Linked DNA regions of Homo sapiens: region 2 is linked to region 1. A link is a contact called in ENCODE Hi-C or POLR2A ChIA-PET data. All regions are on one chromosome and are shown on one strand. Each heading gives the region's core, a stretch centred on a gene start or an enhancer-like site at or near the end of the contact. The rest is flanking DNA. Distances are from core to core; before and after follow the strand shown.

Evidence for each region. A loop is a pair of places that touch in the nucleus more often than their neighbours do. ChIA-PET counts read pairs that join two places held with the same protein, here RNA polymerase II (POLR2A). Pooled maps may share reads with other maps.
Region 2: a pooled map shows a loop between it and region 1 (2.2-fold over the local background). The contact joins the enhancer-like site here to the promoter of EMILIN2 in region 1. A Hi-C loop is called at or near these places in 1 of 50 pooled maps. POLR2A ChIA-PET finds 5 or more read pairs at or near these places in 2 of 52 experiments (CD8-positive, alpha-beta T cell and WTC11).

What each region holds. Positions count from the first base shown.
Region 1 is chr18:2,844,474-2,850,769 of GRCh38, reverse strand. EMILIN2 (elastin microfibril interfacer 2) reads right to left here and starts at 3,764. Exons shown (of 8, transcript NM_032048.3): 1 at 3,448-3,764; 2 at 2,839-2,961. The coding sequence starts at 3,581. RefSeq lists silencers at 2,787-2,876, 3,497-3,546.
Region 2 is chr18:3,034,345-3,040,640 of GRCh38, reverse strand. No RefSeq gene overlaps it. Among named protein-coding and RNA genes, the nearest start is that of LPIN2, 24 kb to the right of the region's middle. RefSeq lists a silencer at 1,356-1,650. Within about 2 kb of position 3,125, at least 14 of the 41 ENCODE cell types and tissues checked have a DNase peak (open chromatin) inside an H3K27ac peak, as active enhancers do; they include CD8-positive, alpha-beta T cell, where a contact is called at or near this core.

The DNA of each region.
Region 1 (6,296 bases), core at 2,515-5,014:
GATGCCAACCTGTCCGTCACTCTCAACTGCAGAAATGCGTTTCTATCTCCAGCATCTCGGCCAACCTCCAGCCCTGTACTTCCAACACTGCTCACAAATTATCCCTCAGTCACTCTAGAGTGAGTTTCTGAAGAACGTTTTTTTCCAGCCTGGGTAACATAGTGAGACCCCATCCCTAAAAAAATAAAAATAAAAAACTAGCAGGATGCAGTGACTTCTGCTTGTAATCCCAGCTACTCAGGAGGCTGAGGTAGGAGGATCGCTTGAGCCGAACAGTTAGAGGTTGCAGTGAACTATGATGGTGCCACTGCACCCCAGCCTGGGTGACACAGTGAGACCCTGTCTCTAAAAAACAATAATAATAAAAAAGAACCTCAGGTTTCCTTCCACAGGTCCCAGGTGACTCAGGCTTCTGGATTCCTCAGAAAACACTGAACAATTCCATGTGAAACAGCCATTCCTCCTTGTTAAGTATAAAAAGAAGGCTCCTTCCTTTGTCTTCATTCATCCACCAATTCTCAAAACTTAGGGGCCAGACATGGTGGCTCATGCTTGTAATCCTAGCACTTTGGCAGGCTGAGGCGGGCGGATTGCCTGAGCTCAAGTTCGAGACCAGCCTTACCAACATGTTGAAACCCTATCTCTACTAAAAATACAAAAAAAAAAAAAAAAAAAATTAGCTGGGCATGGTGGCACACACCTGTAGTCCCAGCTACTCGGGAGGCTGAGGAATGAGAGTTGCTTGAACCCAGGAGGCAGTTGTTGCAGTGAGCCAAGATCACGCCACTGCACCCCACCTTGGGTGACATGGTAAGACTCTGTCTCAAAACAAAACAAACAAAAAACAAAAAACAAAAAAGAAATCTTAGGAAGCATTCCTCAGTTGAAAAATAAGATAAACCATTCTGTTCCATCCCTAAAGAAACTGAAAAAAGTCAAGACTGAATTTACTGCTGAAGCTAATGTCAAGATTTTCAGGTTCATCAACTCAGTCTTTGTTTCTTAAACTTCACACTTACAGTGCAGTACTTAAAATGTAAAAATGCACTTGTATTGTTTATATGGTTATTATTGAAATAAAACATCCAGGTCACTTATTTTGGCTTTGTTTAATAAAACAACAGAAACATCTGTCATTTTTTATAATAATTCTGTTGTCCTACTCACTGGGTGGCAAAAATGCACTCCCACTGCCTTGCATTGACCTGCCAATCTGGAGGCGATTCACTCCCCACTGACAGCCAAGTTTCACTGAGTTTTGGTCAAATAGAACAATTAAATCATCCTTTGGTTTTCCAAGCAGCTAAAATAATTTGAGAAAATAAAAACAAGCCATCTTTTAAACAAAAATGCATTACCTCCCAAAATGAAAAATTCATTTATCTCCGAATTGTCACCAGTAAGTTTTAAGGTTATAGCAAGCCACACCATGCAGTTCTTGTATAAGATGAATAAAATATTCCTGACTAATAACTCAATTCTAATTTTAAACAAATGCATTCAAACTGAGTTGAATACTTAGTTTGTATCACTCCCACAGTGTAAAAACCTTGCTTGGTTCTGATGTCGTTGACTGCTGGCCATAGACGATGAGGTCTCAATCTTACTAAGAGATTAAGGTTGGATGACAGTACCTTATCTCTCTGACAATGTATCCAACTCAAAGAGATAGCCTAGCTGGGCATTCAATTTCAGCGTTTTCCACTGTATATTAGGAAATGGGGACCTCGTCTAAGTTTCTGTTTGTTTTACTTTGTTTTTGCCGAGCAGGAATTAGCTGAACCCTGTTGGCAGCTCCTCCAGAAGCCCACGTGGGGTGGACCCAGCGACCACTTCCCATAAGACTACAGGCTCATCTACTGTTCTCTGGAATAAGGTTTCCTGGAGTACAAGTTCCAGTCTGTCCCTTGGTTTTGCCAAAGACAGATCCGCCTACTGACTATTCTCTGCTGTAATGACAACTGTGCTCTAAGACAAACAACTTATTCTTAGTGGAAAACAATTAATTTCAGCCATCACATGTGTTCCTCAACAGCCATTTATTCACACTGGCCCATCTTCCGGTATCAGACTGATACAAAACCCCCAAAGACTTGCCTGATGACAATTGAATGAGTGTCATGTATTTAACGGCATTTGTACTTTATTGCATTGCTTCCTGTTTTTTTTTTTTTTTAAGATGGGGAAATCTTTATAAGCAAAAAGATGATTAATTCTTCCCCCTGTCTTTAACGGCCATTCTCTCCCACAATCTCTAGAGAATCTCCAAATCTAAGTTGCGGGGAGGGATGCTGGGGAGCCACACTTTTAAGCAAAGTGTTCCTGAGGTTTTAGCTTAGACATCTACAAAACTGGAAGATTCCGTTTTATGGGGACATACGGACAGAACTCACTCGTTTTAGAACACTACTTAGCCAAACCTCTCAGCGAATCCTATACGGAATAGTCTTTAGCAGTATACATTTTGGAATCTTCTGTGTGCCCCAGAACACACAATATGGATCCAATTAGATTCAGCTGCCTTATGTTACAAACAAACATTGAAAGGGAGAAAACAGAAGTGGGAGTGGGAGCTTTGTTCATCCTCTCCTACGCCCCCGCGACCCCACACTCCCGAGGCGCGCGCATCCTCCCCACTCACTCGGGCAGCACCCACTCCCTAAATAGCCCAGCGTGGCCGGTGCCCCGCGAGCGCTCGGAGCGCTTTTCCGCTGCGGGCTTTTCACCGGATCTGGAAGGGATTTACCGGAGGGACTGGAGCCCAGCGCAGCAACCCCACCCCACCCCCACCGCCCCGGCCCGGGCGCGCCCCGCCCGCTCCCCGGCTCCAGGACTTACACCAGCGCCGACGGACAGGGCATCTGGTTCCAGGCACAGTTGTACTGAGCCTGAATAAAACTCTCACTTCCCTCCAGCACGGAGCAGCTCACATTCTTGTTCACGATGTAGGCGCACCAGTTCCTGGGGTGCAGGAGAGAGAGGGAGAGGGGCACGGGGTAAACCCGGAGAACAATGAGGCCAGGGGAGAGGGGACTGCGGCACCAGACCGAGCGAGGGTCGGGGGGGCCCGTCGCCCTCTGCGGAGGCGGGAGCTTCACCGAGCAGACGCCGGAGGGTGCCCGGGTGCGCCTCTGGAGAGCGCGCGCCTGGACCCGACCAAGACGGGAAAGAAAAGCACCCATGGTCCCAGGGGCTCATGGAATTCCTGGGAGTCGTTTTCGGATCGCCCGGGTCTGCGGGACGCTCTCTGCGCCCACGCCCCCGGAGTCAGCTCTGCCTGAGGCGCCGGCTGCGGAGCGCGCGGTCCCCCGCAGAGGGAGCCGCCCGGGGAAGTCCAAGGGAGGCCCCCGGCTGCCGCTCGTCGTCTTTGGCAGGGCAGCTCTGGGGCTCAACTGGGGGCCGGGGAGGGGTAGGCGGTTTGGGGCCAGCCAAGGGGCGCGCACTTACTTGTTCCTGGCGCTGGGCCGCGCGGGATACCCGGGCTGCGGGCCGGCGTGGCACAGCCCCGCGCCAACCAGGGCCAGCAGCGCCAGCGCCCAGCGCCAGGGCACGCGGGGCCAGGGCCGTCTGGGCTGCCACATCCCGCGCGCAGCGGGCGCGCCCCGCCTGCCCGGGTCCGGAGCGCGGCGGATCGGGGCACCGGCCACAAGGCTGCCGGCGGCCAGGGCGCCGCCCGCGAAGGCAAGAGGCTCGGGCGCTTCGCGGCGCTCCAACCAGTGCTCCGCGGCCGCCCCCTCCGGCTTCTCGTTCCTACTTCTCCTTCTGCAGCCCCGTGCGCCCTGCGCTTCTCCCCGGTCCCTCAATGACGCACAGGTCCCCCCGGGTGCCGCCCTCTTTATTTCACTTCCCTCTCCGAAACGTGACTCTCCCCCCACCAAGTCTCCCCGTCTCCAGTCCCTTCGCTTCTCGGCAGGGGGCTCGGGGTGGAGGGGCGAAAGGGTTTGGGATAAGGGTCTACGTTACAGCATTTCCAATGACTCATTCCTTTGGTCTCTTCCCAGATGCCGAGCGACTCCGCCTCCCACCTTCCGACAGGCTCGCTCCCGGCCCCCCGGGACGCGGCCGCCGTCGGCGAGTCTGGCCGTCCTCGCGTCGTGCCTGGGTGCCAGCCTCCCGGGGCGAATGAGGGACATGTTTATCAGTCCCGCGGGGAGAGGAGTGGGGGCTCGACTCGAATTTCCTCCTCGGGCAAGACAGGGCCGTTCCCCCACCAGCTCCATGGACCTAGAGAGTCCAGGAGGAAACGAACGCTGGTTCTTTCTTTGCCCAACTCTGCCTTAGGCACCATCTGACAGTTTCCGAGGCCACGCGGGGGGCGGCAGGACAGGACAAGCCACAGCCCCGCCAATTCCCAGAGGCTGCTGCAGCTCAGCGTCCGGCTCTATCACTTACTGCAATTCTCCTCCAATTCTTGAAAGGTGATCTCACAGCCTCTGCTTCTGAGGTCCCACTGTGAACTTTCTTTTTCTATTGAAACTAAGGCATTTACTCACGTTTGCTTCTTAACAGTTCAGGCACTGCTAGACATCCGTCTTAAACTTTCTTGTATGTTTTCTGCCTGTTGTTGAGTTACACTAATCTCTACCGATGTCTTTTTGGGATGAAGTACCAGAATGTTAAGTAAAATCACCACCCAAGTGTTGTATTCTAAGGGGTGTTGGAGAGAGCTGTGTGTTTGAGATGACCTGCTGCATCTAATCAATGTACAGGGTCGTGAGTGGCGTGGTTACCAGACTCCACAGATAAAACTGTGGCCTCTGTGAGCTAACCAGACGCTGTTGGCCATGACTCGTTAAGTGAATAAAGCTTTGCTATGGGCCAGGCGGGGTGGCTCACGCCTGTAATCCCAGCACTTTGGGAGGTCGAGGCGGGTGGATCACCTGACGTCGGGAGTTCAAGACCAGCCTGACCAACATGGAGAAACCCCGTCTCTACTAAAAGTACAAAAAAAAAAAAAAAATTTGCCGGGCACGGTGGCACATGCCTGTAATCCCAGCTACTTGGGAGGCTGAGGCAGGAGAATCGCTTGAACCAGAGAGATGGAGGTTGCAGTGAGCCGGGATCTCACCACTGCACTCCAGCCTGGGCAAAAAGAGTGAAAATCTGTCGCAAAAAATAAAAAATAAAAACGTTTGCTATGTTCCTACTTTACTAAATGAAGCCATTGGTCTATTTTGTTTCTAATATTCTTTGATGGTGTTGTTGGACCTTTTGATTTGCAGATGAAAGAAAGAGAAGTCCCTAAGTAGAAACTACAAGGGCCAAGCAGAACATTATACCATGTAAGGACATCATCTGTCCCTGGACTCTTAAGCGGAAGATCATGCAAATAGTGGACTGAAGTCATCCCAGCCTTCAAAAGAGCCACCGTGGGGGGGAAATAACAGAAAGGGATAAAAAGCTGTCTTTCGTAACCCAATCTGTATCTTTCTGTGTGACTTCCCTATCCTGCCTGTCCTAACACCATCTTGGCCGTAAAGACTCATAGAGTAGAAACAGAGTATAGAAATGAAGAAGAGGAAGAGGGGGGGAAATGGGGGAAACACACAAGTTGTGTGTGTCTACAATTAGCAGAGAACAACTCCAATGTGTGTCTGGTACAGGTAAATCTCAAACTTGAAAGTGCATTGAACTGATCAAGTCAATCTGTTTTTTCCGTCAAATCAAAGTTATAATAGGAAGTTGTCTAAGAGTATAAGGGCCAACTTGTCATTGAGATGACCACAATACTATATTTAATCAGCTATCAATAACATTTATTGGTAAATAAATTTCATTCTGAGCATCTGTTACAAGCTAGGCATTGTGCAAAAATACTGAGGATTCATGAGTGAGCCCAAACTGACACGGGGCTTGTGTTTGGAGAGCTTCCAGGCATTGCCATGCAATGAAGGGTGTTAGCGTTCCTGATGGACAGTCAACTAAGTGAGCTAATGTTTATTGCATGTCTTTCTCTAGACATAAGCCCATGTATGTTATTGTGGGTCTGCCCCTGGAAGACAGAACATTCTTGACTTTCAGAAGGTTACTTCCCTCTTTTGTATTTTTATTTATTTATTTGGGGGAAAGGGTCTCACTCTGTCACCCATGCTGGAGTCCAGTGGCATGATCATGGCTCACTGCAGCCTCGACCTCCCAGGCTCAAGCAATCCTCCTACCTTAGCCTCCTGAGTAGCTGAGACCACAGGTGTGTGCCATTACACTCAGCTAATTTTTTGAATTTTTGGTAGTGATGGGATCTCACCACGTTTCCCAGGCTGGTCTTGAACACTTAATCTCAAGCCATCCTCCTGTCT
Region 2 (6,296 bases), core at 1,876-4,375, 190 kb before region 1:
GATACATTTAAAACATTTTGAATGATTTCATATTTCTATTCAAGAATCAGCTCATCAGTGATAATTTTCCAGACTATCCTACTTTTTTTTTTCTTTTTTTCAAATTTTACTGCAGGATTGTGTAGGTTTGTTATAGAGGTATATTTTGTGATGCTGCGGTTTGGAGTATAAATGACTCCATCACCCAAGTAGCTAGTATGGTACCCAATAGGTAGTTTTAAAGAAAGAGCATCTTTCCAAATGACTCAAACTAGAATCTCCAGGGGAAAATGCAATACATCATGAATGACTAAAATTCAATAAAGCAAGAACTGAGTAGCAAAGGCCTGGGGGGAAATTAAGTGAAAGATTAAGAGTAAGAAAAACATCTGTAATGACAAGCAATAAAAGGAGACTATACGGAAAGGTGCAGAAATAGAGTTTACAGACATGGAAGGAAACACCAGACAATGAATGTCAGGTAGAATTGAGAGCAAGAAGAAAAAATGAGATACTTCAGAATGGTTGCTTTCGGGTGTGATGAGCATAATTTGACTTGATTAGACTGTCTAGAGTTTCTGATTTACATAATGCAGGAATAAAAGCTCAGGAGTGATGTGGTTACTGTTTACCTTTGAAAAACCCTATGTTTTTTGTCTTCTTTTAAATTCAGATTGGGTGGATCCTTTCATGTTCATTTTTTAATGTCAGTTTGTTTCTTTATAGTATTGTGAGCTGTAAAAAACAGATGAGAAGGGCCGGGCGCAGTGGCTCACGCCTGTAATCCCAGCACTTTGGGAGGCTGAGGCAGGTGGATCACCTGAGGTCGGGAGTTCGAGACCAGCCTGACCTACATGGAGAAACCCCGTCTCTACTAAAAATAGAAAATTAGCCAGGGGTGGTGGCGCATGCCTGTAATCCCAGCTGTTAGGGAGGCTGAGGCAGGAGAATCACTTGAATCTGGGAGGTGGAGGTTGCAGTGAGCCGAGGTCACGCCATTGCACTCCAACCTGGGCAACAAGAGTGAAACTCCGTCTGAAAAAAAAAAAAAGGTGAGAAGCTGCATTTAAAAAAATGACTAAAAAAAATGACAAGACTACCCTCTCCCAAGAAATTAAACATCACCTTTATAATTGAAAGGGAAAGGACATTTTCCCTTTCCCTAAGTCCTTCTGAGGCCTAAAAAAGATACCTCTCTTGTGTTTTTTTTCAAGATTTCTTTTGGTTATACTGCATAATAGATATTAAATGTTTCCTAGTTCTGTATTCCTAATGATTGAGATAACGTTGTTTTTCTGGCTTAAACATGTGAATAGATCAGAACAGAAAACAATGTAAGGGAAAAACTAAATTTTTCAAAGGCATTATGCAAAGTTTCTCATGTGAGCTAATTAGGCTTGTATATTGTGGTGGCTGATGATACAGGCTCTGGGGCCTACTGGGGTCCAATTGCCATTCTGAGCTGCGTGGCCTTAAGCAAAGTAGTTGATCTCAAGGGCATTAGTTTTTCATCTGTAACATGGAGATAATAATAAACTCTAACACTTACAGTCGTTGGGAGGATTGAGTTAATATACATGTAAAGCACTTATTAAGCCTATGTGTTTGTTGTTATTATCCAGTGAATTACAGCCACACTCAGAGAAGCCACAGAGATTAGAGGTTAGGAAAATTTGAATACTTAGAAGAAATCTTTTGGGTAGCAGTATGATTTAATGTATGTTTAAATGCTCTTGGACGAGTGCAGTGGCTCACATCTGTAATCCCAGCACTTTGCGAGGCCAAGGCAAAAGGATCCCTTAAGCCCAGGAGTTTGAGACCAGCTTAGGCAACAAAGTGAGACCTCCATCTCTACAAAAAAATTAAAAATTAGCCAAGCATGGTGGCGTACGCCTGTAGTCCCAACTATTCAGGAGGCTGAGGCGGGCTGAGGTGGAGGATCGCTTGAGCCTGGGAGGTCAAGACTGCAGAGAGCCATTATCACCCCAGTGCACTCTAGCCTGGGTGACAGAGCGAGATCCTATCTCTCTTTTTTATTTTTTGACACGGAGTCTCGCTCTGTCGCCCAGGCTGGAGTGCGGTGACGCGATCTCGGCTCACTGCAAGCTCCGCCTCCCGGGTTCACGTCATTCTCCTGCGTCAGCCTCCCGAGCATCTGGGACTACAGGCGCCCGCCATGATGCCCGGCTAATTTTTTGTATTTTTAGCAGAGACGGGGTTTCACCCTGTTAGCCAGGATGGTCTCGATCTCCTGACCTCGTGATCCACCCGCCTCGGCCCCCCAAAGTGCTGGGATTACAGGCGTGAGCCCGCGCCCAGCCGAAGAGATCCTATCTCAAAAAATAAATAAATAAACAGGCGGGGCACACTGGCTCACGCCTGTAATCCCAGCACTTCAGGAGGCCGAGGCGGGCGGATCACCTGAGGTCAGGAGTTTGAGACCAGCCTGGCCAACATGGTGAAACCTCGTCTCTACTAAAAATACAAAAATTAGCCGAGTGTGGTGGCGGGTGCCCGTAATTCCAGCTGCTTGGGAGGCTGAGGCAGGAGAATCGCTTGAACTGAGGAGGCAGAGGTTGCAGTGAGGCGGGATCACTCCACTGTACTCCAGCCTGGACGACAGAATGATTCCATCTCAATAAATAAACGAACAAATCCTCTTTGCTATTGTGTAAAAAAATCAATTTCTTTTGTAAGTTACTTGCAAAAAGTCCAAACACGAAATGCTAAACAATATGGTTGTAAGAGACCATAAACATCTTAATCTGTAGTTGGAACTAACATATCTTTACCACCAAAGTCTAATAAAGAGCAACTTCCAAGAAGCAAAATGTTTGCCTCCACTTGATAACTTCTGCTTGGAGTTTTAGCCCTGCAGTGGGCATTTGTCCTTTCGCAGCTGCACAAAATCCAAATTCCTTTATTGTGTTAGAGGGAAGATCCTACTATATGAGTCCTGGGAGGGAAAGCCAAACAGCCCAGGCCTTATTGGTTTCTACCTTGTGCTATGTTTAGCCCCCTTCTAGGTACGCAATATATGTTGGCTGAAGTGAAAATGTAAACAGGAAGGAGAAAGGTTTCACAACGAGGAAAGGCTACACGGTGAGTCAGGGCTTTGTGCTCTGTTCCCAACTAGCTCCACTGTGACTAGCTATCTTTGGTCACAAAACTGGCTCAGTTAGTTGCTATTTTCTGCATCAGCATATTTCAAAAGGAAATGAACCTGCTGACTTAAGTGATGTAAGGAGTAATCAATGAATGAAAATTAACTAGAGATATCCATACAAAATTATATTTGTATTTTATACTAAAAGATAAAATATGCCTAACTCACAAATACTCATTATAAGTTTTTTGTTTGTTTGTTTGTTTGTTTGTTTGTTTTTTAGTTTGCTTTAGTTCAGCTCCTAGGAATTTCTATACCATATGTTATTATAAACATTAATTTACTTTATTCTTCATACAATTATAAAATAAAACAGGCCAGGCGTGGTAGCTCATGCCTGTAATCGCAGCACTTTGGGAGGCCGAGGCGGGCGGATCACGAGGTCAGGAGATCGAGACCATCCTGGCTAACACGGTGAAACCCCGTCCCTACTAAAAATACAAAAAATTAGCCTGGCGTGGTGGCGGGCACCTGTAGTCCCAGCTACTCGGAGGCAGGAGAATGGCATGAACCCGGAAGGCGGAGCTTGCAATGAGCCGAGATCGCACCACTGCACTCTATCTAGCCTGGGCGACAGAGCGAGACTCCGTCTCAAAAAAAAAAAAAAAAAAGAATTGTCACTGCTGTTTATTCACCTGCCTTGCCATTTTATGGCTTTTCCCAATGAAAGGAGACAGAAAAACATTTAATGAGAAGTACACACAGTTTGGGAGACATAGCATCTTTAGCAATCTTTACATATTAAATGCTGCACATGTGGGAGCGATAAGATGTAGATCACTTCCTGTAATACCGTTTCCATGTTCCTGAAAATCTGAACATAAAAGGAATTTTTGAAAGTGAAGCTTAATTCTTTTTGAAATCTGCCTTGAATCTTTTTATAAAACAAAGGAGCCTTCTGACATGTGAGCAATAAGCCACCAATTTATCCTGTTTTACCAGCATAGATTTTAGGCTAGAACTAAAACTTCATTGAGCTTTTAGAGGTTTGGTTAACGAATTAACAAATATTGGCTAGGCATGATGGTGCTCATACCTGTAATCCCAGCATTTAGGGAGGGCAAGGTGGGCAGATCACTTGAGTTCAGGAGTTTGAGACAAGCCTGGGCAACATGGTAAAACCCCATCTCTGCAAAAAATACGACAATTAGCCAGGTGTGGGACTACGTGCCTGTAGTCTCAGCTACTCCACAGGCTGAGGTGGGAGGATCCCTTGATCCCAGGAGGTAGAGGTTGCGGTGAGCCAACATTGCATCACTGTGCTCCAGGTTGGGTGACGGAGTGAGACTGTCTCAAGGAAAAAAAAAAAAAAGAATTTACAAATATTAATTGAGCATCTACTAAGTGTCAGGCACTATGCTATGTGCCCAGGTGCATTGGTGAACAAAACAGATAAGATCCTGCTCAAATGAAGTGTGCAGCCTTAAAGGCAAGACAAGCAACAAACAAACAAATAAATGAGATAATTACAAGAGAAAATAAGCAGGACGGTAAGATGGGAGAGTAGGCTGGGTGCAATGGCTCACACCTGTCATCCCAGCATTTTGGGAGGCTGAGGCAGTCTTATTGCTAGAGGCCAGGAGTCCAAAACCAGCCTGATAAACATGGCAAGACCCCGTCTCTACAAAAAAATTTAAAAATTAGCCATGCGTGACGGTGTGTACCTGTAGTCCCAGCTACTCGGGGGTTGAGGTGGGGATTGCTTGTGCCTAGGAGTTTGAGTCTTCAGTGAACTATGATTGCACCACAGCACTCCAGCCTGGGGAACAAAGGGAGACCTCATCTCTACAGAAAAATTTAAAAATAAAAGGAAATGGAGAATAGTGGAGAAAGCAGCCTTAGAAAAGATCACCAGGGGCTGGGCGCAGTGGCTCATGCCTGTAATCCCAGCACTTTGCGAGGCCGAAGCCAGTGGATCATGAGATCAGGAGTTTGAGACTATCTAACACGGTGAAAACCCCGCTCTACTAAAAATACAAAAAATTAGCCTGGCGCGGTGGCAGGTGCCTGTAGTCCCAGCTACTCTGGAGGCTGAGGCAGGAGAATCGCTTGAACCCCGGAGGCGGAGCTTGCAGTGAGTCGACATCGCGCCACTGCACTCCAGCCTGGGCGAGAGAGGGAGACTCTGTCTAAAAAAGAAAAGAAAAGAAAAGAAAAGGTCACCAGGGAAGGTCTCTATGAGGAGGGGTCTTGGGAGCTGAGGCTTGAAGACGGAGAGAAAAGCAGCTTGTGAAGAGCCAAGGAAGGGCATTCAGGTATTAACTTGGGGGAAACTTCATGAGTGCAGGGGCAAAGAAGGGCCCCAGGGAAGGCTTTTTGTTGGAGTTGTGTTTATCCAGTATACATAGAGGAGAAGACTGGAGATAGGAGAGACCAATACCTTGGCTCAGTGCTCTAGTTCTCTTGCTTTTTTGAAAGATGTTGCCTATGATGGCATCTTTGAAATATGATAGTATTTCCTCAGGAATGCATAGGTTGATGAAAAAAACAGGTAAGCACCTGTGTTTCTTCCCTTTTAAAGCTCAGATGCCACAGGACCAGGGCTGGGGGAAAATAGATGGTAATGGAGGCATACTTTTTTTTTTTTTTTTTTTTGAGACGGAGTCTTGCTGTGTTGCCCAGGCTGGAGTGCAGTGGCGCGATCTCTGCTCACTGCAAGCTCCGCCTCCCGGGTTCACACCATTCTCCTGCCTCAGCCTCCCGAGTAGCTGGGACTACAGGCGCCCGCCACCACGCCCGGCTAATTTTTTTTTGTATTTTTAGTAGAGACGGGGTTTCACCATGTTAGCCAGGATGGTCTCGATCTCCTGACCTTGTGATCTGCCCGCCTCGGCCTCCCAAAGTGTTGGGATTACAGGCGTGAGCCACTGCACCTGGCCAGTGGAGGCATTCTTTCAATAATAACAGTAACCTTCTGTTGAGGACTTACTCTGGGAGATTCTAAGAGATTTACATTAATCTCATTTACCCTCATAACCAGACTATGAAATGAGGTACTCATTAGAGATGCACTCAGCTGCAAGTAATAGAAGACCTCAATGACAGTAGCTTAAATCGATGGTAAATGGGAGGATTTTTTCTCATATAGCAAGGACTTCCAAGGTATACAGTCCAAGGCTAGAAGAGCTGCTCAAGGATGCTGTCATGGACT